2 separate regions of the Homo sapiens genome follow, and region 2 is linked to region 1. Evidence: chromatin loops called from intact Hi-C (ENCODE). Cell type or tissue: mammary epithelial cell. All regions are shown on one strand. Links, peaks and the distances in the headings refer to the core of each region. The heading gives the core; the rest is flanking DNA. Region 1 overlaps CLUAP1 (clusterin associated protein 1). Region 2 holds the start of LOC105371060 (a long non-coding RNA gene).

Region 1 (11,259 bases), core at 1-8,000:
AAGGAGGAAGAGAAGCGCCTGCTCAAGAGTGGAAGTAAGGCTGGGCTTCGTAGACGAGCAGTTTACTCTGGACTAGTATTTTCAGCCTTGAAATATATATAGAGAGATATATATATATTTTTTAATATGTATTTTCTTCTTTTTTTCAGCAGTTTTTTTTTTACTGTAGTAAGAACACTTCACTTTACATCTTCAATTTTGAAAAGTATAATAAATTATTGTTGACTATAGGTACAAAAATATTTTCAAAAGGCGGTTTTCTCACAACTTCTATATTGGGTACCATTGTATTCACTCAAGAGTCTGGTTTAAATATAGCATTTAAAACACATTTCGTTCTTGTGCCAGTTAAGATAGTGTTTTCCCCTGTTTAAATGATAGTTTGAATTATATATGATGCGTAACTATAAGAAAACATGGCCCTAGATGTGTGTAGGGTTCTGTATTTTCAGGCTGAATGATGGAAAGCAAGCACTGGGATGCAGTGCAGGGAGAGGGGCCGCTCGCTTTGTGATGGTCCCCATGCTGCTGAGATGCCCCCCATAATCCAGAATGGCTCAGCAAGACACTCAGCTGGAGAGACACAGGGTTACGTCCATGCAAAGCCTAGATTCCGGGAAGGAGCTCTCTGTGACCAGGCAGCTTCCCTTATCCTTGTGTGGGCGGCAAGCCGCCCAGGTGCCGAGGCAAGAGACCGAGAGCACGAGCTGTTCCAGTATAATAAAATATATAAAATAAGAATAGTTATACTAGATATAGATCATAGATATGATTATATATGAATATCATTAATCATTAGTTTATAGCAATTACTCTTTATTCCAATATCATAATAATCCTCGCTCTACAATCATAACCTAGGAAAAAACAGGCCATACAGATATAGGAGCTGAGGGGACATGGTGAGAAGTGACCAGAAGACAAGAGTGCAAACCTTCTGTTATGCCCAGACAGGGCCACCAGAGGGCTCCTTGGTCTAGTGGGAACACCAGCGTCTGGGAAGCCGCCCGTTGCCAAGTGGACCGTGGTCTAGTGGTAGCGTCAGTGTCAAGGAAAAACACCTGCTACTTAGCAGACCAGGAAAGGGAGTCTCCCTTTCCCCGGGGGAGTTTAGAGAAGACTTTACTCCTCCACCTCTTGTGGAGGGCCTGACATCAGTCAGGCCCGCCCGCAGTTATCCGGAGGCCTAACCATCTCCCGGTGATACTGTGCTTCAGTGGTCATGCTCCTAGTCTGCCTTCATGTTCTGTCCTGTACACCTGGCTCTGCCTTTTAGATAGTAGTAGCAAATTAGTGGAAGTACTAAAAGTCTCTGATAAGCAGAAATAATGGCGTAAGCTGTCTCTCTCTCCTCTCTGTCTCTCTGCCTCAGCTGCCAGGCAGGGAAGGGCCCCCTGTCCAGTGGATACGTGACCCATGTGACCTTACCTATCACTGAAGATGGCTCACTCTCCTTACCCTGCCCCTTTGTCTTGTATCCAATAAATATCAGCACAGCCTGGCATTCAGGGCCACTATCAGTCTCCACGTCTTCGTGGTAGTGGTCCCCCAAGCCCGGCTGTCTTTTCTTTTATCTCTTTGTCTTGTGTCTTTATTTCTACAGTCTCTCATCTCTGCACATGGGGAGAAAACCCACCGACCCTGTGGGGCTGTACCCTACATCCCTGAACTTCAGTGTCAAGTCACTGTCAGGGACCGGTAGCAGCCCAGGATCTTCCTGCTGAATTGATGGCCTTGTTGCACGGAGTTCCTCCTCCTCTTGCTGGTTGCCCTTTCTTTTCTTCAGGGTGAAATATTCTATTCACTCTCATGTTGAGGGCAGCATACTTGAGGCATCAGGCCCACACACATGCTCCCACACACACTCTCTCTCTCTCTCTTTCTCTTTCTTTGCCATTTCCCTTGTATCTCTCTCATTTTGCACCTGTTCTGTGACTCTCTCGTCTGAATCTCAGGAAACTTTGGAGGAAGGATAGGGACTGCTGGGAAATCCTCCAGGAACAAGGTTAGGAAATTTGAAGGGCCTGTCTAGCCAAAGCAGCCCTCCCCTTTTTAGTTCCATGTCAGCCAGGAGCATGTGAAGCAGCCCTCAGTGATCAGCCTGCATGGGGTTTGTCCCTTGCGAGAGGCCCAGCTCAGCTAGGAGCCCTGGTTTGTTGCTTGCATCCCATGCTGTCCCCGGGCCAGGATGCTAAGACCTGCCATTCTGATCTTGCTTTATTCACCAAGATTTACCTTTGTGTTTTCTTCTAGGAGTTCTATAGTTTTAGCTCTTACATTTAGGTCTCTGATCCACTTTGAGTTAATTTTTGTATATGGTGTGAGACAGGGGGTCCAACTTCATTCTTTTGCATGTGGCTATTCGGTTGTCCTATTATCATTTGTGGAAAAGACTATTATTTCCCCATTGAGTTATACTCGCATGTTGTCAGCCATTAATTTTAATTGTCACTGTCAGCTCAGTGGTTTCAGTGTCAGCATGCATTAATGTCTTAGTCTGTTTTGTGCTGCTGTAACAGAATACCTGAGACTGGGTAATTATATATTTTACATAAAATATATACAGCATTGTATATATGGATACATGCAGTCATCCCTCAATATCTGCGAAGAACTGGTGCCAGAACCCACCTGTGGATACCAAAATCCACAGATGTTCAAGTCCTTTTCATGTAACCTATGCACATCCTCCCATATACTTTAAGTCATCTCTAGATTACATAAAATACCTAACATAATGCCTATACATCACTTCATTCACATGGATTCAACATAGTACTTGGTATGTGGCAAATTCAAGTTTTGCTTTTTGGAACTTTGTAGATCTTTTTTGAACTTTGTAGATTTTTTTTCCAAATAATTCAGATCCATGGTTGGCTGAACCCATGGATGTGAAATCCATGGATACAGAGGGCCAGTTTTGTATGTGTGTGTGTGTGTGTGTAGTTTATATATATATGTCATATATATTATTATATATAATATATATTATATTATATATTATTATATATAATATATATTATATTATATATTATATAATTATATTATATTATATATATTATATAATTATATATTATTATATGTTATATATTATTATATATTATATATTATTATATATTATATATTATATAATATTATATATTATTATATATTATATATTATATAATATTATATATTATATATTATTATATATTATATATTATTATATATTATATATTATTATATATTATATATTATTATATATTATATATTATATATTATATAATATTATATATTATATATATTATTATATATTATATATTATATAATATATATTATATTATTATATATTATATAATATATATTATATTATTATATATATATTATAATATAATATATTATATAATATATTATATAATATATATTTTATAATATAATTTATAATTTATAAATTTATATTTATAATTATATATGTTATATAGTTATATATTATTATATATAATAATATATGACAATTATATAACATATATAATATATTAGTATTAGGTTATATTATTATCATTATAATCAGAAACTTACTTGTCTGAAATTTAATGAGCCACAGTTCTAGGAGCAAGCCCAAGATCAAGGAGCTGCATCTTGCCGCACCATCCCATGGCAGAAGGGCAAAGAGAGGGCGAGAGAGAGCAAGAGATCAAACTCACAGCCTCAAGCCCTTTTATAACCAGCATTAATCCATTCTTCAAGGCGGAGCCCTCATGACCTAAACACCTCCCAGTATGCCCCACCTCCCAACACTGTTGCATTGGGATTTAAGTTTCCAACACAGGCTTTTCGGAGACACATTGAAATCATATAATAGCAATTGACTTTAGTTTACCTGCTCACTTCTCAGGTCTGTATTGGTTTGAGTTGTAAGAAGAAATCTTATTGAGCCTGAGGTACATGTATTAATTTTATTTTAAAATTGATTATATAATTTGATTTGCATTGCATGGGATAAGGATTTAATGTCTTAATTTCCTGGATAGAATAAGAAATGAACAAATGACTTTTGCACACAGACCTTACTGGGCAGAGCTGTTTCGTTGTGATCATGAAGCCACTCCTTTGTTTTGCCTGCTTGTGTTCCTGCTAGGTAACGATGACTCGGACATAGACATCCAGGAGGACGATGAATCCGACAGTGAGTTGGAAGAAAGGCGGCTGCCCAAGCCACAGACAGCCATGGAGATGCTCATGCAAGGTACCCCGGCGTCTTTCGCTGGACTTCCTCCCTGCGCCCTGTTTCACAGAACACCTGGCCAGGACTGGGGCAGGCTGCTTAGTATTGAGGCCCACAAGCGTGCTGCGAATGGCCCCTAGAAGCAGCTCTTGCTCAGGTTTATCCTGTCCTGTTGTTTATGGCTCTTGAACTGCTCAGTGGTCATGTTTGCTCCTTGTCTGTGATCCCAAGACTGGATGGTTCATATTTATGGCTTGGTATTTCTCACAGCCACAAGAACACATTGCCTCTGCCACTCTCAGTGCAGTGATATACTTAATAGCCTGAGAATTAATGCAGAAAGGGACTTAAATGAGCATCTCTGCCTTAAAAAAAGTTCTTCTAATTCCTTTACTCATCACAAAAGATTCAAGCAACAAAGCTCAGCGCAGTGGTGCACACCTTATTCCCAGCTACTCAGGAGGCTGAGGCAGAAGGATCATTTGAGCCTAGGAGCTCGGAGCTGTAGTATGTGATGATTGTGTCCGTGAATATCCACTGCATTCCGGCCCGGGCAACATAGAGGGGCTCTTAAAACTAAGTTAAGCCAGGCGCGGTGGCTCACGCCTGTAATCCCAGCACTTTGGGAGGCCAAGGCGGGTGGATCACGAGGTCAAGAGATCGAGACCATCCTGGCTAACACGGTGAAACCCCGTCTCTACTAAAAATAAAAAAAAAATTAGTTGGGCGCAATGGCGGGCGCCCATAGTCCCAGCTACTCGGGAGGCTGAGACAGGAGAATGGTGTGAACCCAGGAGGCGGAGCTTGCAGTGAGCCGAGATCACGCCACTGCACTCCAGCCTGGGCGACAGAGTGAGACTCCGTCTCAAAAAAAAAAAAAGAGTTAAAACAAAAAAAGACTCAGGCAACAAAATTTGTAGAGCAAATGTGAATTCTCTCCTGGGGTCTTCCTCATGTCCCACTCCCACCTGGGAGGGCTCATGGCTAGTGGCCAGGGTGGGTGTGTCTTTACAGATTACCTTTCTGTACATATACATACGCACACACATACACATACAAAGATCACCTGAAAAAAATTTAACCTGAGTGCAACCAGACGGTATGTATGGTTCTGCAACTTGCTTTTGTTTTTAAAAATTAAGTACAATTGGAACTCTTCCTCTGTCAGCAATAGATCTGCCCCCTAATTTTTTTTTTTTTTCTTTTTGAGACAAAGTCTCGCTCTTGGTCCCCAGGTTGGAGTGCAATGGCATGATCTTGGCTCACTGCAACCTCTGCTTCCCGGAGGGAGCAATTCTCCTGCAATCCCAAGTAGCTGGGGTTACAGGCCCGTGCCACCACACCCAGCTAATTTTTGTATTTTTAGTAGAGACGGGGTTTCACCATGTTGGCCAGGCTGGTCTCGAACTCCCAACCTCAGGTGATCCACCCGCCTCGGCCTCCCAAAGTGCTGGGATTACAGGCCTGAGCCACCACTCCTGGCCTGCCCCCTACTTTTTAATGGCTATGTCATATTCCTAGCAGGACTGTACCCATGATTTACTGGGCGTTCTCGCATTGATATTTCCCCTCTTTTCCTTGTATATACATCTTTCTGCATGTCTGCATATCTTTAGGTTGCATCATTAAAAGTCAAATTCTTAGGTCAAAGGTTCCATAAATTTTTATTTTAATACTATAAAATTCTCCTATATTTGCCTTTAAAAACATTTCTTATCTACCACCTGTTAATGTTTGGAGCACAGTTGCTTTTTTTTTTTTTTTTTTTTTTTTTTTTGGAGACAGAATCTCATTCTGTCGTTCACGCTAGAGTGCAGTGGCACGATCTCAGCTCACTGCAACCTCTGCTTCCTGGTTTCAAGCGAGTCTCCTGCCTCAGCCTCCCGAGTAGCTGAGACTACAGGTGTGAACCACCATACCTGGCTAATGTTTAAAAAAATTTCTGTAGAAATGAGGTTTCATTATGTTGCCCAGGCTGGCCTCAAACTCCTGGCCTCCTGTCTCAGCCTCCCAAATTCCTGGGATTATACGCAAAAGCCAACATGCCTGGCCAGAAAACAAATCTTGAATGCTATTTCCTGCTTTATTTTCCAAGATTTTTATGACTTCTTCATGCTTTTGTTGTTCTCAGGAAGACCTGGCAAACGCATTGTGGGCACGATGCAAGGTGGAGACTCCGATGACAATGTAAGTCCCCCGCTCCCCTCAGTGGTTCTGTGCACTCTGGGTTTGGCTGTCCCCATAGATGGGAGTGGCTGAGTTGCTGTCAGCAGCCAGGGAGCCGTCTATGGTCAGCCCGGCCGTGCCTCGATGCGTGGCAGGGTTTGGCCTCATGAGGCTCTGGACTCTTCGTTGCTCGTGGATGGCTCATCTCTTTTCAAGTGAATGTGCTTGCTCTGCTTTTTTTGCCTTCTCACTGTTCTTTCCATTCTCGCTTTCCAAAGATGGAAGCAGCACCAGCTCTCTTAGGTAAATGCAAGACTTCCAGCTCCAAGAAGCAGGTTGGTTTTCTGTTCTGCCTCATGTGTTTGTGGGTGTCTGTCAGCCCTCCCGGGGCCAGCCAGGGGCCTCTCCCTAGGAGTGATGCTTCCTCTCTCCTGGGCAAAAAGGCCACTCAAAAGAGATCCTGTGGTGACAGCGGGATCACTGAAGGCCCCTGTGCTAAAGTGGAGGCGCAGGCACGGAGCCTGGAGGCGGGGAAAGCTCAGGCCGGGCCATCCTCAGGCCCTGGGCCGCCACCTAGAAATGAAGGAGGACGCCGAGGGCCGGGCTCAGGACCAACCCCCCTCCCTGTTCTGTGCTGGGGACGGAATGGTGAAGCAGCACTGTCCCCAGACCAGGCCCTCGAGGTGCCAGGCATGAGGCTGAGACATAAGCTGCCTTGAGCTTTACTGAGTGGATAACTCCCTGGAGCACTTAAGCAAAAGGGGATTCTAGGGGTCCTCAGTGAGGTCCAGTCATCAGGGCTCTGCCGCCCATTGCTCAAGCCTACGTTCTTTGTTGCGTCCCTGGCAGTGCTGCTCGGCCCACACAGCAAAGGGCGACTCAACAGAGACTGACCCCAGGCTGCCTCCATGTGCCCTGAATTTACAGGGCACAGTCTGTAGAGAAGCAGAGAGAGCAACTGGAAAATAATTTTCCTAACAAGCTCGGGTGTGGATGGTATACAGCGTCTCTCCGTCTTGCCCACCCAAGACAGAAGCAGAGGGAGTGTGGCGTGGGTGCTGGCAATGCTGAGGCAGCACCGCCTGCCTCTTCTCCAGGGTTTGCCTTCTCTCTCCTCAGAGCGAATGCATTAGTCGCAGCTGAGCTTTATGCCTGGTGGTCACTTGTTTATTTCAAGGAGGCTGTGTCCATGCCGCCCTCCAGGCACAGGGTTCCATGCTTTACGTGTTCAGGCATCCAACACGTGTCTGTTGAGTGCCTGCCACATGCCAGTGCTGTCGTGGATTATGGGGAACGCAGCAGGGGCAGAGGCAAGCCCCTGCTTCATGGCTCACACCCCAGCAATAATGATGGATTGTCGGATCAGGGCTCATGGTGTTAACAGGAGGAATAACAGCTTCAGGGGACAGGGAGTGACAGGGAACAAGGAGGGGGTGGCGTCTTCTGCGAGGTCAGTGAAGGCCCCTGACGTGGTGGTGTTTGAGCAGGGCCTGAGTGGAGGGAGCGAGCGCATGGGTTGGCGGCACCTGGGCATGTGGAATGCACTCCTCGCATCGAGGAGCAGAGGCAGCTGGTGTGATTGTGGGTGAGTGCGAGAGGCAGCAGGGGCCATGCAGAGCTTTGCAGGGTGAGATGAAGACTCTGTTTTCTCTGAGTGTGAGGGGAAGGCCCTGAAGAATCATGAGCCCAGAAGGGTCAAGAGCTGATGATCCCTGTTTGAGAGAAGCCAGTTAGGAGGCGCCTGCACCCGTGGAGGTCAGAGGTGACGGTGCTTGGCCGAAGGTGTGGCAGCAGAGGTGTTGAGAAATGGTCAGGTCCTGGGTCTCTCTAAGAACCATCAGGTTTTGTGAATTGATTGGACATAGGCTGTTAGAGAAAGAGAAAAATGAGGGTGCCTGGGCTTGGTCTAATCAGCAGAAAGCAGAGTTTCATTTTCTGAGATGGGGCCGACTTGACAAAGGGGCTTGGAAGGCAGATCGAAAGTTTGATTTTGGACATTCTGAATGTGACAGCCACATGCTAGGGTTGAGTAGCCAGGTGGAATTTAAGTCTGGAGTTCAAGGGCCACGTCTGGGCTAGAGATTGAATTTTGGGAGCCACCCTTATTTGGTTGGTATCTAAGCCACAAGGATAGATGTGACTGCCTAGGGAGAGCAAGTAGAATGAGAAGAGAGGCGACCCAAGGTCCTGAGCTGCATCTGCCCTGCAGAGGTCCGGGAGGAAGGGGCAGGCAGAGGAGGCTGAGGGGCGTCAGCAGTGAGGAAGGGGGACCTGGACTAGAGAAGGGGCCCTGGGGGATGGAGAAGATGGGTTTTAAGGATGAAGGGGTGATTCCACAGCTCAAGCAGGATGAGGCCTGAGAATCGATCCCAGTCCGTTGAATGTTTCCTTCTTGACAGGAGCAGTGCTGGGGTCAGTAGGTGAGAGCCCGGGGGAACTGAAGCAGTCGTGAGGGGCACAGGTGTGGACAGTGAGTTCAACGACTCGCTCAGGAGCTTTGTGTGAGGGGAGAGAGACAGGGCAGAGCAGCTGGAGAGGAAGGTGGGATTACCTTTGGGGTTTTTTTTCAAGAAGGAAATTACAGCATGAGTGTGCACCGACAGGAATGATCTAGATAGAACGACCAGCCATCCTGGTTTACATGGGACGCAGGAACTGCCGTTTTAAAGCTGGGCTGAGTTGGTCACCCTGGAGCCCTGGATCCGATGAGGAGAGAGAGGGTGTGTCTTTCACTTTGCTCCCTTTTTTTCTTTTTTTTCTTTTTTTTTTGAGATGGAGTCTTGCTTTGGAGTGCAGTGGTGCAATCTCGGCTCACTGCACCTCTGCCTCCCAGGTTCAAGCGATTCTTCTGCCTCAGTCTCCGGAGTAGCTGGGATTCACTTTGCTCCTTATACCAATGTCTATGTTGCTTTCCATCCACAATCTACAAAAAGCCAAAACAGGCCTCCCTTCCCTCTCTCCAAGCCCCTGTCCTTCTTGCCATCTGTAGGGGGAGTCTCTAGGTCCAGTGGCCCTCAGCGCAGATGCAGAGTGCTTCTTAGACGCTGCGGGAAAGCCAGCCCCTGCAGCACCACACCCAGATGCACCTGCAGTTTGGAGGATTCTGGTTGGATGATAAATTCCAGCTGGCAGTACATAGCCTCAGTCCCATCTGTATGCCCTCCCACAGCCTGCTTGCCACTCTGCCAGCCTCTTCCTTCACACAGGGATGCTGCTATAGAAAGGGAGGCAGAGAGTCTTAGGACAAGATGTCAGGAATGAGGCAGGATCCCCCGTTGCATCTGCCATTTTTTTCCTATAGGAGGACTCGGAGGAGAGTGAAATTGACATGGAAGATGATGATGACGAGGATGACGATTTGGAAGACGAGAGCATTTCTCTCTCACCAACCAAGCCCAATCGAAGGGTCCGGAAATCTGAACCCCTGGATGAGAGTGACAATGACTTCTGACCCTTTTGCCAAGGGACCCTGGCAGATTAAAACCCTCAGACTTGTAGGTAAATGGGAACTTAGAAGGTTAGGAAGGTAACCCCTGTTTTGTTTACTAAGCTGGCTGGACTCATGATCACTGAAGCAATACTTATTTCTGCTTTAGCCTCCTATGTTTGCATTCCATGAAGCTTAAATAAGAATTGAAGCAAATCCCTAAGATTTATTTTTTTCCACCTTATTTATCTTCTAAAACTTGAGGAATGCATGTGTTCTTAGTGATTCACATCCACGGGACAAAAACTCAAGAAGAAATAAGAGCTGACGCCACACAAGTCTTGGCTGCTTTTGTTACTATACATTTTCTCTGAGACTCCAGCAGAGTTGGGGCTGGAACTTGGCACTGGGGACTCATGTTTGGAATCGTAGGGGAACATCTGGCTGTTAATCACTTGCACAGTTGAGAACATTTCCTATACATCGGCTTTTAATTCTAGCTCTTATTTCATTTTGTAATCTTATTTTCTTTCGTCTGCATGTTCACAATACCAAGCATTAAATGTATTTTAATAACTAAACTTTTCTGAAAGAAGGTTAGCTAAAGTTAAATGAAAACTTGGTTTCTTTGAAAATCAGGCAATAGAGACAGGCTCCAGATGAGGAATCCTCCATTTTCTGTCCGAAGCTGACATTCCTCTGGCAGTCCAGTTCACCTTGGATTACAGCCACCTTCATGTTTCCACGGTTGGTACTAAATCTGGAAACTCTGGTGACCTGGGCTGCCCTCTCAGAAACTCCAGACTCCCATGGCAATGACAGCCGGGACACTTTTCTTCCCTCCAGCCAGGGTTTCTCTAAAGGAGCTTTGTTTTGTCTAAAGTGTGGCAAGACATAGTGCACAACACAGGGACAAAGGCAGGTTTCCTGCAGCTCGCTACCTAAGTGTTTCTGTAGGGGAAGGAGCCAATTAAGAAAAAGTGTTGGTACAGATTCATGTTTCTGATTTAAAAAAACAACAACACAGGATTGAATTAAGTAGAGTAATAGCACTAGAAGAATTTTTCTGTTGTGAAATTAGAAGTGGAGTTGGTTTTTTTCTTTTTTCTTCTTCTTTTTTTTTAATATGAAAAGTACTTAGCTGGGAGTGGTGGCAAGCGCCCTTGGGTCCAGCTACTCAGGAGGCCAAGGTGGGAGGATCACTTGAGCCCAGGAGTTTTAGACTAGCCTGGACAACTAAGTGAGACTCCATCTCTACAAAAAATTAAAAAATTAGCCAGGTGTGGAGGGGCATGCCTGTGGTCTCAGCTATTCAGGAGGCTGAGGCAGGAGAATCACTTGAGACCAGGAAGTTGAGGCTGCAATGAGCCGTGATCATGCCACTGCACTCCAGCCTGGGTGACAGAGTGAGACCCTGTCTTTAAAAAAAAGAAAAAGAAAAGCACGCTGCTTGTAAAAAGCG
Region 2 (17,004 bases), core at 8,038-16,037, 54 kb after region 1:
AAATATGTGGGCCAGGCGCGGTGACTCACACCTGTAATCCTAGCACTTTGGGAGGCCAAGGCAGGCAGATCATCTGAGGTCAGGGGTTCGAGACCAGTCTGGCCAACATGGTGAAACCCCGTCTCTACTAAAAATACAAAAATTAGCTGGGCATGGTGGTGGGTGACCGTAATCCCAGCTACTCAGGAGGCTGAGGCAGGGAATTGCTTGAACCCAGGAGGTGGAGGTTGCAGTGAGCCGAGATGGTGCCACTGCACTCTAGCCTGGGCGATAGAGCAAGACTCTATCTCAAAAAAAAAAAAAAAAAAAAATCAAATATCTAGGAATAAATCTAGCAAAATTTGCAAGACCTCTATACTGAAAACTATAAAACATTACTGAGAGAAATTAAAAAACATCAAAAGGAGGGATGGAGGCTGGGCACCATGGCTCACCCCTGTAATCCCAGCACTTTAGGAGGCCAAGGTGGGTGGATTGCTTGAGCCCGGGAGTTTGAGACCAGCCTGAGCAACATGGGCAAAACCCTGTCTCTATAAAAAGTACAAAAAAAAAAAAATTAGCTGAGCACGGTGGCGCATGCCTGTAATCCCAGCTACTCAAGGAAGCTGAGGTGGGAGGATCGCTTAACTCCCGCCGTCAAGGCTGCAGTTAGCTGAGATCTCACTACTCCACTCCAGCCTGAGTGATAGAGCAAGACCCTGTCTCACACACACACACAAAAGCTAGCAATTATCTAAACATTCAAAGGTATGTCAGCCCAAATGAAGCAGTGCTACTGTCTGCCTGATATGCCAGAGGCCAGGATACGGGGTCCTCTGTCCTTCACTGTGTGACATTAGGGTGTGGCCCAGGTGGACACAGCCTCCTGTTGTTGGATGTCCATGTGCACCCACCAGGTGACCAGCCCTGCTGCTGGGGGCGGGAGTGGCCAGGAGGATGAGAGGACTGCGTGGAAGAAGTCTCAGCTCTGGTAGGGCATCATTTGGGGTCTTATTGATTGATTGATTTAAAATTTTGGTAAAATACACATAACACAAAATTTACCATTTTAACCATTTTAAAAATAATTTTCCTTAAAAAATAGAGGCAGGGTCTTGCTTTGTCGCTAAAAAATAAAGACAGGGTCCTGCTTTGTTGCCCAGGCTGGAGTGCAGTGGTACGATCTTGGCTCACTGCAGCCTCGACCTCCTGGGCTCAAGTGATTCTCCCACCTCAGCCTCCCAAGTAGCTGGGATTACAGGTACAGGTGAGGACCACCATGCTTGGCCCATTGTAACCATTTTATCTTTTTTTTTTTTTTTTTTTTTTTTTTTTTTTTTGAGATAGAGTCTCACTCTGTTGCCTAGGCTGGAGTGTCGTGGCACTATCTCGTCTCACTGCAACCTCTGCCTCCTGGGTTCAAGTGATTCTCCCGCCTCAGGGTCCTCAGTAACTGGGATTATAGGCACCCACCATCAATACCATTTGTATTTTTGTAGAGACAGGGTTTCACCATGTTGGCCAGGCTGGTCTTGAACTCCTGACCTCCAAAAGTGCTGGGATTACAGGTGTGAACCACTGCGCCCGGCCTTGTGGAGCACGGCTTTTAAATAACCAACGCTCGGCCTGACCACCCAGAGATTTGATTGGTCTGGCAAGGGCCCCCACGTGGATCTAGTTTAAGCTCCTCCGGTGGTTCTAACCAGAGTTGAGAACCACGGGACCCGAGCGGGGCTGGGAGAGGAATGAGGGAGGGACAGTGCTGGCAGGAGTGAGGGGTTGGGGCGAGGCAGGACTCACAAGCGCCTGGGAAGGCGGGGACGGGGTGTAGGGGGCTGGCAAGCACCCCTGCCTCTGTGGCCTCATTAGTCTCTCAGTATTGGGAGTCAGCACTCCCTCCTGATCAGACACCCATCTTTGTGGCCCCATGACCTTGGGTCCAGGGTTGCCAGATTCAGCAAATTAAAATACAAGACAAACCTGGGCACAGTGGCTCATGCCTGTAATCCTAGCACTTTGGGAGGCTGAGGTGGGCAGATCACCTTGAGGTCAGGAGTTCAAGACCAGCCTGACCAACATGGCGAAACCCCATCTCTACGAAAAATACAAACATTAGCTGGGCGTGGTGGTGGATGTCTGTAGTCCCAGCTACTCTGGAGGCTGAGGCAGGAGAATCGCCTGAACTCAGGAGGTGGAGGCTGCAGTGAGCCAAGATCACGCCACTGCACTCCAGCCTGGGTGACAGAGCGAGACTGTCTCAAAAAATAATGATAAAATATGAGATATCCACAGATAATTAAATTTCAGATAAACGACATATAATTTTTAGTATAAGCATAGCTTATGTCATACTGGAGACATACCAAAGAAATGGATTATTTGAAATTCACATTTGACCAAGTGTCCTGTATCTGATCTGGCATCCCTGCTCAGGCCCCATTCAGACGAAACGTGGCTTTCATCCTGGACACTGTCCCTAAGAAGGACAGAGGAGGGGGTGCAGGTGAACCAACCCCCCTGCCATTGCCAGCACCTCCCAGGACCAGCCCCAAAGGCTGATGGGGGCTGGTTACCTGGCTGCCACCGCTGCCAGGCCCTGCACGCAGCCCTAACATCCCCCTGGCAGGCTGGAGCCTTCCACAGACCTCTCAGCCGAGTGAGGTCGCGAGGCCGCAGACGCCACTATGGATGGTCAGGCGGCCCCTGTGAGCGCAGCTGAAAGACAGAGAGACTGAGGACAGGTGGGACTCGGGTTGCTTTGGGGGATCTGAAGGCCAGAGGTCGCTCCACAGCTGGTTTGAGCTGCTGCGAGCAGGGCGAGGCCAGAGGGACGAGTAGGTGCCACTGCTGCCTCCTCCCCGGGAGCCTCCCAGGTAGCACCAGGTTTCACCCCTAGAGCTTTGTCTGTGAGCGAAGGTGAACCTGAGGCCTTCCTGGTGTGGTGTGGGCTCAAGCCCAGTTCCTCAGGCTCAGCAAGTGGCCTGCTGCCTCATTCCTGAGAAGCCTCAGTCCCGACGGACTAGCCGCCTCTGCCCATCACCCGCCCACCTGATCTGTGCCTCAGTCCTTGCCGGGACCTGCTGGGTCCTTCCCTGCCACTTGGCGCCCGGGTGGGACTTCCCAGTGCTGGCTGCCTACCTGGGCTGCCAGTATCTCCCACCACGGCTGCTTGGATGCTCCTCTCTTCCCACATCCTGCCCCTGCCCCCTCCCAGGGCCTTGGAATTCAGGACTCGGTTCTCTCGAGGTGGCCCCAGCATCATCACTTGAGCTCAAAAGCCTTCCCGAAGGAAGAAGGAAGTGGCACCTGCACCTCAGGGCCCTACCCTGCTCACTGCATGGACCCCTGGAGTCCAAGGGGTGGAGAGGCCCAGCCCTGGGGAGCCCAGCACCCTGGGACAGAAGAAGAGGGGTGCAGCCTGCAGCCTGTGATGGCCAACAGTGAGCCCCAGGCTCAGGGTCACCTCCAGGGAGGGGTCCAGAAAAACACCAGGGCCTCTGGAGCCTGGCCATAGGGGAAGACCCTGCAGCCAACACCCAGGCTGGCCCAGGGCAGTGGCACTTCTTCCGAGAAGGCCTCTGCGGTTGCCGTCTCTCTCGACCCTTGTCTCACCCAAGGCTGTGGGCAGGAGAGGCCCTGGGGCTGCCCACTCGCCTGGGGGCGGCGCCTGCACCCTCCCTGCCCCTCATGACCTCGCCCCTCCTGTGCTGTCACCTCCATCTACAGGTGGGGTGCTGAGGCCCAGAGAAGTAGCCTCCCATGGGGGGTCCCAGTGCCAGGAAGGGTGCCCAGGTCTGCCGATTCCCCAGGCCGTGGCTCAGCATCACCACTGCCTGCCCGCAGCACCTTCAAGATGCTTCCTGCTTCTCCTGGGCCATCACTGGTACCTGGGGGAGCTGGGTTTTGTCCCTGGGACCTGTCCTGGGCCATTCTTAGTTACCTGTTTTTTCTTTTCTTTTTTGTTTTGTTTTGTTTTGTTTTGGAGACAGTCTCGCTTTGTCACCCAGGATTGAGTGCAGTGGCTCGATCTCGGCTCACTGCAACCTACGCCTCCCGGGTTCAAGCGGTTCTCCTGCCTCAGCCTCCCGACTAGCTGGGTGGGATTACAGGCGTCTGCCAACATGCCTGGCTAATTTATTTTTTATTTTTAGTAGAGATGGGGTTTCACCATGTTGGCCAGGCTAGTCTCAAAGTCCTGACCTCAAGTGATCCGCCCACCTTGGCCTCCCAAAGTGTTGGGATTACAGGCGTGAGCCACCGTGCCTGGCCACATCTCTTTTTTCTACAGCATGAGCCAGTCCTGCCCCAGGAGACAGCTTCTTGGAGTCTCGTGGAGTCTCCCCAGTCCCCCTCCCCAGAGTAGCTCAGGCCTTAAGGCCACTGTCCTTCCTGCCAGCATCCCTTCTCCCTCCCCTGCCCTGCACTGAGGTCACCTGGACCCAACTTACCTCCCGGGCCTCGATGCTGCTCCAGGGACAGCAAGACTGGGGGGCCTGGGGGCGTCCATCTCCATGCTCCTGGGCTCAGCCCTGCTCCAGCTGCGTGGTGGTAGATGCCCTGGGAATCCCTGTGCCAGCCTGAGTTCTCAGGACCAGGGATCAGGGCACTTACCACGCCAACCAACCAACCGTGTGGGGGCCGAGAGCAGTGCAGCCCCGACCTTCTGCAGCCCCACCGAGCCCACCGGCTGTCCCTGTGGCTCCGGGTCCTCACCTCTTCCTGTGCTGGGCTCCACCTCATTCTTCCTTCCTGTCTGATTTCAACAGCCAACAGCCTCGCAGACACATCGAGGAGCCGGGGCACCCTGGCTTGGTCACCGCCCCCGTGCAAGTTAAGTGCGGGGGCGATGCTGGGGGTCTTGACTCTGGGATTAAGTGTCCCTGCAGGTGGCATGCTCAGGATAAAGTGGCTGGTGCCAAGGCTGTTGACACATCACCTCCATCCCGCCACAAAGGAAGCTGCCCCGCCATCAACAAATGCTTGTTTTCAGGCGGGTGGTCAGGAAATCAAGTGAGCAGCCTGAGGTCACGCAACTAGAGGGTGACCCCAGCAGGACTGGACTGTGCCCTGCCACCTCCAGGCCACCCCTGTGGCTCTCCTTATTTATTTATTTAATTTATTTATTTGAGACAGAGTCTCGCTCTGTTGCCCAGGCTGGAGTGCAATGGCACGATCTCGGCTCACTGCAACCTCCCCCTCCCAGGTTCAAGAGATTCTCCTGCCTCAGCCTCCTGAGTAGCTGGGATTACGGGCATGCGCCACCATGCCCCGCTAATTTTTGTATTTTTAGCAGAGGAGGGGCTTTGCCATGTTGGCCAGGCTGGTCTTGAACGCCTGACCTCAGGTGATCCACCCACCTTGGCTTCCCAAAGGGGTGGGATTACAGGCGTGAGCCACTGCGCCCAGCCTATTTATTTTTTGAGACAGGATCTTGCTCTGTCACCCAGACTGGAGTGCAGTGGTGTGATCTCGGCTCACTGTAGCCTCTACCTCCTGGGGCTCAAGTGATCCTCCTGCCTTGGCCTCCCAAAACACGGAGATAACAGGTGTGAGCCACTGTGCTCCCTCTTTTAACACCTCTTGCTTTCTTTTCTCTCTGTCACCCAGTAGGCACCTCTGACTCAGCTGTGCCCCATAACATCTTCCTGTGAGCAAAGGGCTCCCCAGAGGCAGGTCACCTGTACCCTAAGAGGAAACAGCAGAATGTTGCCGTCCGCGGCAGGAGATCGCACTCGGCCCCTGGAAGTGGACCTCAGTGGGTGGCCTGCCCTGACAGGGAAGGGCGTGAGGGGGAAGGACATGGCCCAGAGCAAGCCACATGAGAAAAATTACAATAAAGTATGGGACATCCGCTGGGGACAGGGAGCAAGCAACATGGGGCCACTGAGGGAAGGAGGTGACAAGGTGGGAGCCAAGGGACAGGGGTCCTGGGGTCTGAATTTTCCTCAGCAAGCAAGTGGGAGCCAGCAATGGTTGTAGAGCAGGAGAGTAGTGGGTCTGGACTCATAGAGCAGCTTGTGGCTCAGGGGAGGTAGGAGGGTTAGCTGGTTCCCCAGAGCCTGTGTGGGTGATGGGGGGGAGGGAACTGAGGCAGCAGACCAGAAGTGCTCCTGCACATTCCCCTGCCTGCCTACCTTCTTTTGTCCCTCCTTCCTCTCCCTCCCTCCCAACAATGCTTTCTGAGCACCCAGGAACCTGCTGGGTGCTGGGAGGACACGATGGACCCTCGAGAAGGCTGCCCGAGGCTCCAGGCAGGCAGAGTGCAGACCCAGCAGCTGCAGCCTCGGCTGTGGGGAGCAACAAAGGCGCCTGAAACCAGGCCGCCCACAGGATGTTGGAAACCACAGGGCCCGGTGGGTATCCGTCACATAAAAGGGGCCAGAGGCTCACACTGCCTCCCTTTGTGGCTCAGGGGGATGGATGCGGAGCCTGAGAGGACACAGCCTCATCCACGGGATCTTGGGGAGCAGCCCAACCCAGCCCAGCCCAGCCCCGCCCCGCCCCGCCCCGCCCGTTCCTCCCCCTCGCAGGAATGTCCATCAGTCCACACAGGGCTGGTCCCATTCCCCACTCTGCCCGCTCTGCTGAGAACCAGGTGGGCCGTCCTCCTGGCTCCTGGTGGAGGTGGGGGTGCTGGGCTGGGGGCTCCCTAACTGTTCTCACTCTGGGGCTTTCTGTCCACCCAGAGCTGGGGTCAGCCAGACAGGAAGCGACCTCAGCCCTTCCTAACTCAGCAACAGCGCAAGGCCCCTGCCTGCAGGCTCTTTCTTTGTAAGTGCCCTTGCCTGGGCCCAGGCTGGGGTGTGGCTCCCCTGTGACTGCCTTGAGGGGCTGTGCCCAAGCCATGCCAGGTTGGGGCCACCAAAAGTGGGACAGGCCTGGAGGCCTGTTCATATTACAGTGAGGCATAGACAGACCCGTTTTCTGATTTAGTTGTTACCAGTGAAAGTTCTGCTGCCAGTCTTTTATTCTCCCCCTTTAGAAATGTTTTTAATATTGTTTTCAAAATAGAGACTTGGCCTTACTATGTTGCCCAGGCTGGTCTCAAACTCCTGGGCTCAAGTGATCCTCCTGCCTTGGCCTCCCAAAGCACTGGGATTACATGTGGGAGCCACCGCACCCGGCATGCCAGCTTCCTTCTCAGTCACTCCTGGAAGGTAACTCTCTCTCGCCTTGTCCATGAAGAGGCCCCATTGCCTGCCAGTCTTGCTGCAGGCGCTGTGAGAAGGCATTTTCCATCTGTCAACTGGACCTAGTTTTATGTTGCCCGGGTCAGCGTCATCCCTGTAGCAGGGGCCAGGTCTACTCCTGGATGCCACCACGCCTCTGTGGGTTCCTGCAGTGACTCCTTCAACCCTTTCCCTCTGGAGGAATCAGCTGCTTCACAGCTTGTTTCAGGACAAGGAAATGCTGCTTTGTACAGGTTCAGGGCCAGCATCCAGTCCCCTGGCTGGGTGGCAGTGCATAAACCAAGCCTCTGCCCAGCGCTGTCAGCCCAGGGAGCGTCCAGCAGCCCCAACTGAATCCAAGGTCACCACAAGGCTCGAATCCAGTCCCCAGGCCATGCCTCCCCTGGCCTTGGGCTCACACTGCACTCAAGGCTCCTAACCCAGCTTGTTAACTACTTGGAACCCCTCCCCCAACCCATCTTTACCAGCCTTGAAGTTCTGAACTTTCAAGTCATGGCACATAACACATACTTCCCCAAACCACAAACCCTGCGAGGCCGGACAGGGGCCCCGAGTCCCCCACCTGCACCACTCCCTCTCGCTTCCCTAACACCAGGGAGGGGGATCAGCCCATCAAGGAAGCAGTGCGTGATGCCTTCCGAAACAGGCCAGAGGCCAGCCTCAGATTGATCACAGCTGATCTCAGCCTCTCAAATTGTTCGCCCCGGGCACCGTAAGCTGGGAGGCCTGGGCCTCTCCGCTGGTTCACGTGCCAGGACATAGTATGTGCGCCAGAAATCACATTTCACCCCCTAAATGCTGCTGAGCCCTAAGATGCAGCTCACAAACCCCTCTTCTGGGAGGCTGTCCCTGACACGGCCCTTCAAGCCACTGGAGCCCGACTCCCCACCAGGCTGGGATAGGCCAGCGTCTGTCTCCTCCACTGGACCGGACGCAATGGTAAAGGCATGTGCTGTCTTGGTGAGTTGTGGGGTGGGGCCTGAATCTGCTTTTGTAGCAACTCCCGGCTGAGGCAGCAGCTGGGGGTGCTTGGGCCCCACTTTGAGGTGCGGGGGCTGGAGCTTGGCACCCAGCCAGGGCTCTGTTGGATACGGGTGTGTGGATTAATGGATGAACATCTGCATCTCTGGTCTGGGAACTGAAATGAGGAGACAGCAGGCCCAGGTTACTCCAAAGTAAAGGGCAGGTGCAAGGTGGGGACTTCTGCAGGCGTGGGGCACGGGCTGAGGGGCCACGGTGCCTCCAGGTCCCCCGTTTCGCTCGTGGTCTCCCTGGAGTGTGGCAGCCAGATTTTAATAAAGCCTTTTTGGTTTATTGCACATCATATAAAACTGACTGCACTGTATTTGAAACAGACGAGGACATTCACAAGGATGGAGAAACCAAGGTTTCCTTCTTTCCTGGCCCTCATCTTCCTCCACACTGCTCCTGAGGCTGGAGGCAGCTTTAACCCAAAGAATGGAATCCGCTAGTGAACATGTTTGTTTTGTGGTGGCATCAGAGTTGTTCTGGGCCCTTGTGCACTGTCCAGTTTGGAGACTGCTGGTAACAATGACAAGTGTCCGGGTAGCACGGCTGGGTCAGGAGAACTGCATCTGGGCTGTGGCAGTGCAGGGAGCCTCAGGACACCTGGTCTCAGGCTGGCGGTGGCTGGGGTTGGCCTGAGTGCTGAGGAGGACGGGCCCGGGCTGCCGGGGCAGGCTGGACCTGACGTCCATCTCAGGACAGACATGTAGGGCAGCTGTGCCCAGGACTGGTGGGCTCAGAGGGTGGCAAATGTGGCAGAATAGGCCATGCCCTGGCCAGCTGGTGATGGCCCACTGCCCCCTGGGACAGCTGAGGGCCCTCTTGGGTTAAGGGAGACACACTGGGCCGGGCGCAGTGGCTGGCGCCTGTGATCCCAGCACTTTGGGAGGCCGCAGCAGGCGGATTGCCTGAGCTCTGGAGTTTGTGACCAGCCTGAGCAACATGGTGAAACCCCGTTTCTACTAAAATATAAAAAATCAGCTGGGCGTGGCAGCGTGTGCCTGTAGTCCCAGCTATCTGGGAGGCTGAGGCAGGAGAATTGCTTGAACCCGGGAGGCGGAGGTTGCAGTGAGCCGAGATTGTGCCACTGCACTCCAGCCTAGGTGACACAGCACGACTGTCTCAAAAAGAAAAAAAAAAAGAAAACCAAAAAGGGAGACACACTGTGAGCACGGACAGAGGAAGGGGCTGGAGTCTGTAAATCCAGTGGGTGACATGCTCCAAATGCCACCCTAGAAAGCAGAGCCCAGAGGAGGAAGCCCTGGATTGGGCTGTGGTCATCATCACAGCGCAGAGCTGATGTGGTCCCCAGGCCCAGAAATGCCTGTGGAGGCCTGACCCACGCTGGGTGTCCCAGGTCCTCCCTGCAAATGGCGGGGGTGGGGGCTGCTGATGGCAGGTTGGGGTGGGGTCGGGATGGCCCCATCAGTTCCGCTCCACCTTCTTCTTGCCCCGAGGCTGCCGCCTCCTGCCCTGGAGCTTCTCCCTGCGGGTGGCGGCAGTGGTGAAGGTGATACAGTGGGTGTCCAGGAAGTCCAACAGCCTGCGCGAGGACACACGGAGGCCGTTCTGCCTCAGCTCTGCCTGCAGCTCCCGCAGCTCAAAGGGCTGGTACAGCAGCACCTTCTGGTACAGGGCCGGCTTGGAGCGGATGTAGCACCTCAGCGCCTCGTCTGTGTCCGCCGCCTGCACGGCTGCCTGCGAGGCACTGACCTCCCCCTCGCCCTCCTCTTCACCTGCAGACTCAAATGCCGCTCCAAACTCACAGGAGGAAGAACTGAAAAGAGCCAGACCAGGACGTTGTGCAACCCCTTTCTCTCCAGCCCCTGAGACCATGAGCCTCTTTAAAGGAAGGAAGGTGTCTACGGGTCCCATGGAGCCTGGCCTGTGGCACGATCCCCAGCAAGGCAGGACGGGCCTGAGAGATCCCTGCAGGCTACGCCAGCGGGATCCTGCCCCAGCCAGAAATGTCTAGCATGTGGGGCAGGAACCAGGAGGCCTGCGCAGGGCTGGGGTCAGGGAACCAGCCCCCTAAACCCACCTGGTTTTCCCACAGGTCAAACCCAGAAGGTGACGGGGGTTTTTGAAGATTGGCCATTAGGTCTCACTCGTGCCAACCCTCACGCCCACGGGCCAGAGGATACATGAGGCCACTGACCCCATCGCATCCATCCGGTTACCTCTGTGAGCTCAAGGAGCTGTCACTGCCATCCACAGAGGTGGCCACGGATTCTTGAGAGGCTGGGATCTGGGCGTCATCATTGAGGCCTGGAGGTGCCTCCTTGGTGGGCGACCTGCTTGGGGGTGTGATGCTTTCATGATGCTTCCTTTGATGTCGGGGGCCCTTGGTCTTAGCAGGTCCCTTGGGCCTATGGGCCCCAGGTCCTGTGGTGGCCTCCTGCTGGGCATGGACCCCTGCCCTTGAAGGCTTGTAGGTCTGGGAGGCGAGGGTCTGGCAGTGAGGCGCCTGCAACAGCGGCTGTGAGGACTGGCTCTCGTCCTCGGAGTCTGAGTCCAGGGTCTGGTGAGTGTACTGGAATATCTCCTTCAGCTTCAGAACCATCTGGCGTTTAGGCAGAGGGCGGACTCCAAACCTGACGGAGGAACAGGTGGATCTCAGGACCCACCCACACAGCTGGTCCACACTCCACGTTCCCTATCTTAGCAAAGAGTGATACCCAATGCATTCAGCGAATGGCTTGTGTGACAAACCATAGATGCCTGACTTCTGTGAGCATCAGAGGTTAGTGTCTATTCTAGGCGCCAACTAAGCTTACTCTGAATATTCCAAAAGAAACATTGCCAGCCAGGCACAATGGCTCACGCCTACAATCCCAGCACTTTGGGAGGCTGAGGCAGGAGGACAGTTTGAGCTCAGGAGTTCAAGGCCAGCCTGGGCAACATAGCAAGACCCCGCCTCTACAAAAAATACAAAAATTAGCCAGGCGTGGTGGTGTCACCTGTAGTCCCAGCTACTAGGGAGGATGAGGTAGGATCGCTTAAGCCCGGGAGGCTGAGGCTACAGTGAGCCAAGATCACATCACTCTACTCCAGCCTGGGCAACAGAGTGAGATCCTGTCTCCAAAAATAAAAAATAAACAAAAGATATGCTGCTCCCAGTTCTGAGGGATGGTGGCAGCAGCAGCTTCCCCGGGTGCCCGAGTGGAAGAGCAGTGTCATGTGGATGTGAGAGTTAAATGTTCTTTTAAAAAAAATCAGGCCTCCGCCGGGCACAGTGGCTCACGCCTGTAATCCCAGCATTTTGGGAAGCCGAGGCGGGTGGATCACGTGGTCAGGAGTTCGAGACCAGCCTGGCCAACATGGTGAAACCCCGTCTCTACTAAAAATACAACAATTAGCCTGGTGTGGTGGCGTGTGCCTGTAGTCCCAGCTACTCGGGAGGCTGAGTCAGGAGAATCGCTTGAACCCGGGAGGTGGAGGTTGCAGTGAGCCGGGACTGCGCCACTGCACTCCAGCCTGGGCGACAGAGCAAGACTCTGTCTTTCAAAAAAAAAATCAGACCTCCTCACTCAGACTGCTCTGGCTAGGGGGCCATTTCCATCTACATGGAATATGGGGACCTGCTGCCCAGGGGTGACATGCACGAATCCTGTGTGTTGCCTCCCTGGGGAATGGTACGCAGAGAGAACTGGGAGGCTCACCCCGGCACCCAGCAGTCACACATGCTCCCTAAGGAGCTGACTGCAGACCTTTCTTCCCAAGCCCAGGCCAGCTGCATCCACCAGACCCAGAGACCACACGGGGGGCCCTTCCGCCCCCAGGTGTGTGAAACCCAGTTACTTATGGGAGGGAAAAGACCACTGTGGGCAACAAGCTTTGAAGACCGCCAACCTATCCAGTTCCTTCTTCAGCACCGGCGTCTCCATAATGGAATACTGTGGCATCGGCGTTATGGGCACTTTGGGGGGCAAGTTCTTCTTCCGATTAGCACCTTCTGGGTAAAACAAAAGAAGCACACGTTTTAGCATGAGGGACACGGATTTCCCACATCTGATCCCAGTAGCGTGACCAAGAGGAATAATGCACTTGAAGATAACCCAAGCATCGTTTTGCTCCATGAAAGCAACAGTGGTCACCCCTTCCCTGTCTGGAGCAGGGGCTTCCCAATGATAGCATCGGTGACACGCACTGAGGACCACACCTTGTATAACACGGGTGCCGGGTGAACAGAGCTCCTGGGGCCACTGAACCCAACAGCCCGGCACGTGACTAAAACTTATGCATGTAAACTTAAAAATATCTGACCCACAGTGACAACTTGAGACAATGGGCCACACTGATACTCTTCAAACAGGCTTAGACATCAGTTTTGCTTTTTAAAAATAATTCATCAATTTAAAAAAACCCAGTTAAAAAATGGGCAAAGGGGCCGGGCGCGGTGGCTCACGCCTGTAATCCCAGCACTTTGGGAGGCCGAGGTGGGCGGATCACGAGGTCAGGAGATCGAGACCATCCTGGCTAACACGGTGAAACCCCGTCTCTATTAAAAATACAAAAAATTAGCTGGGCGTGGTGGCGGGCGCCTGTAGTCCCAGCTGCTTGGGAGGCTGAGGCAGGAGAATGGCGTGAACCTGGGAGGCGGAGCTTGCAGTGAGCCGAGATCACACCACTGCACTCCAGCCTGGGCGACAGAGCAAGACTCTGTCTCAAAAAAAAAAAAAAAAAAGGGCAAAGGATGTGAACAGACATTTCTCCAGAGAAGATCTACAAATGGCCAATAAGCACATGAAAAGGTGCCCGACATCATTAGTCATCAGGGAAATGCAAGTCAAAACCACAGTGAGATACCACTGCACGCCCACTAGGATGGCCATAACAAAAAACACAGAGGGTTTGGGCAAAATGGCAGAACCCTATCTCTACAAAAAAAAAAAAAAAAAAATACAAAAAAAGTTAGCAGGGTGTGGTGGCCCAAGTCACCAATGTGGGCAGCTGTTTGTGGCTGGTTCCAGCTACTCGGGAGGCTGAGGTGGGAGGATCACCTGAGCCAGGAAGGTTGAGGCTGCAGCAAGCCATGAACACGCCACTGCACTCCAGCCTGGGCGACAGAGCAAGACCTTGTCTCAAAACAATAACAACAACAACAAAAACAGAATAACAAGTGTTGGTGGAGATTTAAAATGGTGCAGTCACTTTGGAAAACAGTCTCGCAGTTCCTCACAATGCTAAACACAGTTGCCATATGACCCAGCAATTCCACTCCTAAGTACAGAACCAAGAAGAAGGAAAACATGTCTACACGAAAACTTGCACATCAATATTCCTAAGTGGCATTATTAATAACCACAAATTAAAAACAACCCGTGTGTCCACTAGTAGATGAATGGATAAGCAAAATGTGGCATACCATCAGTGGGGTATTAGACATACAAAGGAATGTATGCCCAAAGCCAGGGCAACATAGCAAGACCCAGTCTCTACTAAAAAAAAAAAATTAGCTGGGCATGGTGGCAGCTGCCTGTAGTCCCAGCTACTCAGGAGGTTGAGGTGGGAGGATCACTTGAGCCTGGGAGGTCGAGGCTACAATGAGCTGTAATTGCGCCACTGCACTTCAGCCTGGGTGACAGAGCAAGACCCCTGACTCAAAAACAGGCCAGGCACAGTGGCTCAGGCTTGTAATCCCAGCACTGTGGGAGACCAAAGTGGGTGGATCACTTGAGGTTAGGAGTTCGAGACCAGCTTGGCCAACATGGTGAAACCCCATCTGTACTAAAAATACAAAAAAATTAGCCGGGCATGGCATGGCGATGGGCGCTTGTAATCCCAGCTACTCGGGAGGCTGAGGCGGGAGAATCGCTTGGACCCAGGAGGTGGAGGTTGCAGTGAGCCGAGATCGTGCCACTGCACTCTAGCCTGGGCAACAGAGAGAGGCTCCGTCTCAAAAAAAAAAAAAAAGAATAAAAAGGAATAAAATACTGATCCATGCTACAACATGTATGAATCTTGAAAACTGTATGCTAACTGAAAGAAGCCAGACACAGACACAAAAGGCCACATATTAGTTATATATGGCTCTGTTTATATGAAATGTCCAGGACAGGCAAATCCATAGAGACAGAAAGGTTCTTGGTTGCCAGGGCTGGGGGAAGGGGAAGGTGAGAGACTGCTCATGGGTACAGGATTTTTGAGATGATGAAAATGTTCTAGAATTAGAGAGTGGGGACAATTGTACAACACTGTGAATGTACTGAGAAGCACTGAACTGTCCATTTTAAAAGGGTGGATATTATGGTATGTGAATTATATCTAAATAAAGCTGTTACTTTAAAAAATAATAGGCTGGGCGAGGTGGCTCACGCCTGTAATCCCAGCACTTTGGGAGGCCGAGGTGGGCGGATCACCTGAGGTCAGCAGCTCAAGACCAGCCTGATCAACATGGTGAAACCCGACTCTACTAAAAATACAAAAATTAGCTGGGCGTGGTGCTGGGTGCCTGTAATCCCAGCTACTCGGGAGGCTGAGGCAGGAGAATCCCTTGAACCCGAGAGGTGGAGGTTGCAGTGAGCCGAGATAGCCCCACTGCACTCCAGCCTGGTGACACATTGGAAACAGTCAGACTTTGGTTCTTCTGCCTTTTATGACCATGGAGCCCTTTGAGCCCCCGATGAAAGCGGCAGGCTCTGTCTCCTGAGAAAAGCACGATTCTTCCTGTGGCCGCAGCGTCGTCCTGAAGCCCACCTCAGATCTGCTGTGCAGCCTCCTGCAGCTGTTCTCACAGCACTGCCTGGGAACTGGTTAGAAATGCAAATTCTTAGTCACCCTCCCGAAGCAAGGCTCTGGGGCAGGCTGGGCCACGGGCGTGCTATAAGAAGCTCTCCAGGTGTTTCTGAAGCCCCTGAGGGCCGAGGACACTATCAGTGGCCTCATTCATCTGGATTTTGGGAGGAAATGGGCCCCCAGGCCGCAGGCAGGTGCTCACTCACAGCCTGGCCTTTCTCCCAGTCATGCTCAGCCCAGCCCGGCCTGTCCTTGCCCTCCCCGGAGGTGCCTGGATGGGAGCAGCAGCACCGAGGGGGCCGACACCTGGGGCTCTGACTCTCCCCGGGGACTGAAATGAGCAGGGAGGTGGCATCCCTGCACCTGGGAGGACCAGGAAGAACAGGCCTAACAGCCTCTCACACTTGTCCCACCTGATTCTTTTTTTAATTGAGGTGAAATTCACATAAAAAAATCGTAAAGGGAATAATTCAGTGGCATTAAGTATTCACAATGTTGTACAACCATCACCTCTATCTATTTGCAAAACATTTTCACCACCCCAAAAGGACACCCTGTATCCCATAAGCAGTCACTCCCCATTCCCCCTCCCTCCAACCCAGGCCAACCACTAACCTGCATTTTCTCTGGATTTGCCTATTCTAGACATTTCATATCCATGAGTGCAGACAGTACATGACCTTCTATGTCTGGCTTCTCTCACCCGGCAGCATGTTTTCTGGGTCGTCCACGCGGTAGCGTGTGGCAGTGCCTCACTCCTCTTTGTGGCTGAACACTATTCCATTTTCTAGTGGTCTAGATGGACCACGTTTGGTTTCCCTGTTCATCTCCTGACGGGCATTTGGGTTGCTTCCAGCTTTTGGCGATTGTGAACAGCGCTTCTATGAACATGCATGTCTGAGTCCCTGTTTTTAATTCTTTTGGATATACAGGTAAAAGTGGAATTGCTGGGTCCTGCAGTCAATCTACGGTTAACATTCTGGAGAACCACCCTGGTCCAATCTTAAGGCATGCCGATACTTGCTGAATGAGTTGTGGCCTTTGGAGGTGCCGGCTCCGTGTTCTGGAGAAGGGTCCACAGATGTGGATTTTTAACACATGCCCAGGTGAGCACTGGAGCCAGGCAAGTTTGGGAAACACTGACTTACTGGCTGAGAAGTGTAGCATGAGAACCAGCCCGGCTCTCCTCCACTGTGGAGGGGAGTCTGGAAGGCAGCGGAAGTGTCATGCCTCAGGTCAGCAGGCATTCAGAGGGCAGCCCCTGGGTCTCATGACTGATCTTCCCACCCTCTTAGTGTAAAATAGTAACAAAGACAGTCCCCTTCCCCAGCTCTCCTGGCTACTCACTGGGTGTCTCTAACCCTTCGGGCTTCTGAGCTCCACCAGCGCTTGGCATCTGGGCCGGAGGAGGGGTCTCTGGAGGCCTCTGCTCTTCCCCGTCCCAAACGTCCCACAGAGCCGAATTCAGAAAGCTCGGCCTGCTATTCCCCAGGGAGCCCGCGCCCGAGGACTTCTCTTGCAATTTCCTCTGGGTAGTGCAGCTTCCTCGGATGGGGGTGGTGTCCAGGAGTCCCGGGGAGCGACAGTCACGGCTGTCGGCGGCCTCGTTCATCCTGCGGCTGGGGCTGCTGGTGCTCAGGGGGCCGGTCCGCTCCAGGTTCCAGTGGTCAATGGGAATTGGCGAGAGGGGCTCCATGTGCCAGCAGCAGTCGTCAATTGGAATTGGGGGGTCACTGTCCAGTGGGGGGCTTCTGTTGGCCTGATGGGAGGCCACCTCCTGCTCATCGTCACTGTCTCCGACTTCCACCACTTCACCCGCTGGGGTCTGGTTCAGGAAGCTTGGCCCAGGCGGCGAGTGTTTCAGGAACCGCCTGCTGAAGTGGGCGCGGTCCCCTGAGATGGGATGTGGAGCCAGCGGAGAGGAGTGCGGGTGGCCCCCGGGGTGGGGACGGGAAGGGCTTCTGTGGCCTTGCCTTCTGCCGTCAGAAGTTCCTGGAGAGACGGGAGTGAGGCATGAGGACGGTGTCTGGGGCGGTGGTGTCTGGGGCCTGATGACAGAAAACTTCTGTGC

Evidence for each region. Hi-C counts contacts between places; a loop is a spot of excess contacts. Peaks named below come from ENCODE experiments on the same cell type or tissue, not always from the same donor. Only the 100,000 strongest peaks of a DNase experiment are listed, where the experiment ranks them.
Region 2: it touches region 1 in a loop (2.2-fold over the local background); 6 of 110 quality-filtered maps call a loop at or near these places.

What each region holds. Positions count from the first base shown.
Region 1 is chr16:3,526,451-3,537,709 of GRCh38, forward strand. CLUAP1 (clusterin associated protein 1) reads left to right here. Exons shown (of 12, transcript NM_015041.3): 9 at 1-34; 10 at 4,118-4,225; 11 at 6,336-6,391; 12 at 9,672-11,259. The coding sequence ends at 9,821. Among named protein-coding and RNA genes, the nearest start is that of CLUAP1, 31 kb to the left of the region's middle. RefSeq lists an enhancer at 4,255-4,755. In mammary epithelial cell, for the core only: a CTCF peak has its summit at 964 (motif pointing right); a DNase peak (open chromatin) is centred at 4,121.
Region 2 is chr16:3,572,722-3,589,725 of GRCh38, forward strand. It overlaps SLX4 (SLX4 structure-specific endonuclease subunit), which reads right to left. Exons shown (of 15, transcript NM_032444.4): 12 at 16,281-17,004; 13 at 12,048-12,150; 14 at 10,376-10,789; 15 at 8,460-9,972. The coding sequence ends at 9,621. It overlaps LOC105371060 (a long non-coding RNA gene), which reads left to right and starts at 4,782. Exons shown (of 2, transcript XR_001752061.3): 1 at 4,782-6,332; 2 at 6,666-8,500. NLRC3 (NLR family CARD domain containing 3) reads right to left here and starts at 4,682. Exons shown (of 20, transcript NM_178844.4): 1 at 4,428-4,682. RefSeq lists enhancers at 5,766-5,815, 5,846-6,025, 7,927-8,722, 14,687-14,756, 16,776-17,004 and a silencer at 6,466-6,565. In mammary epithelial cell, for the core only: no CTCF peak of the experiment used is centred there; no DNase peak of the experiment used is centred there.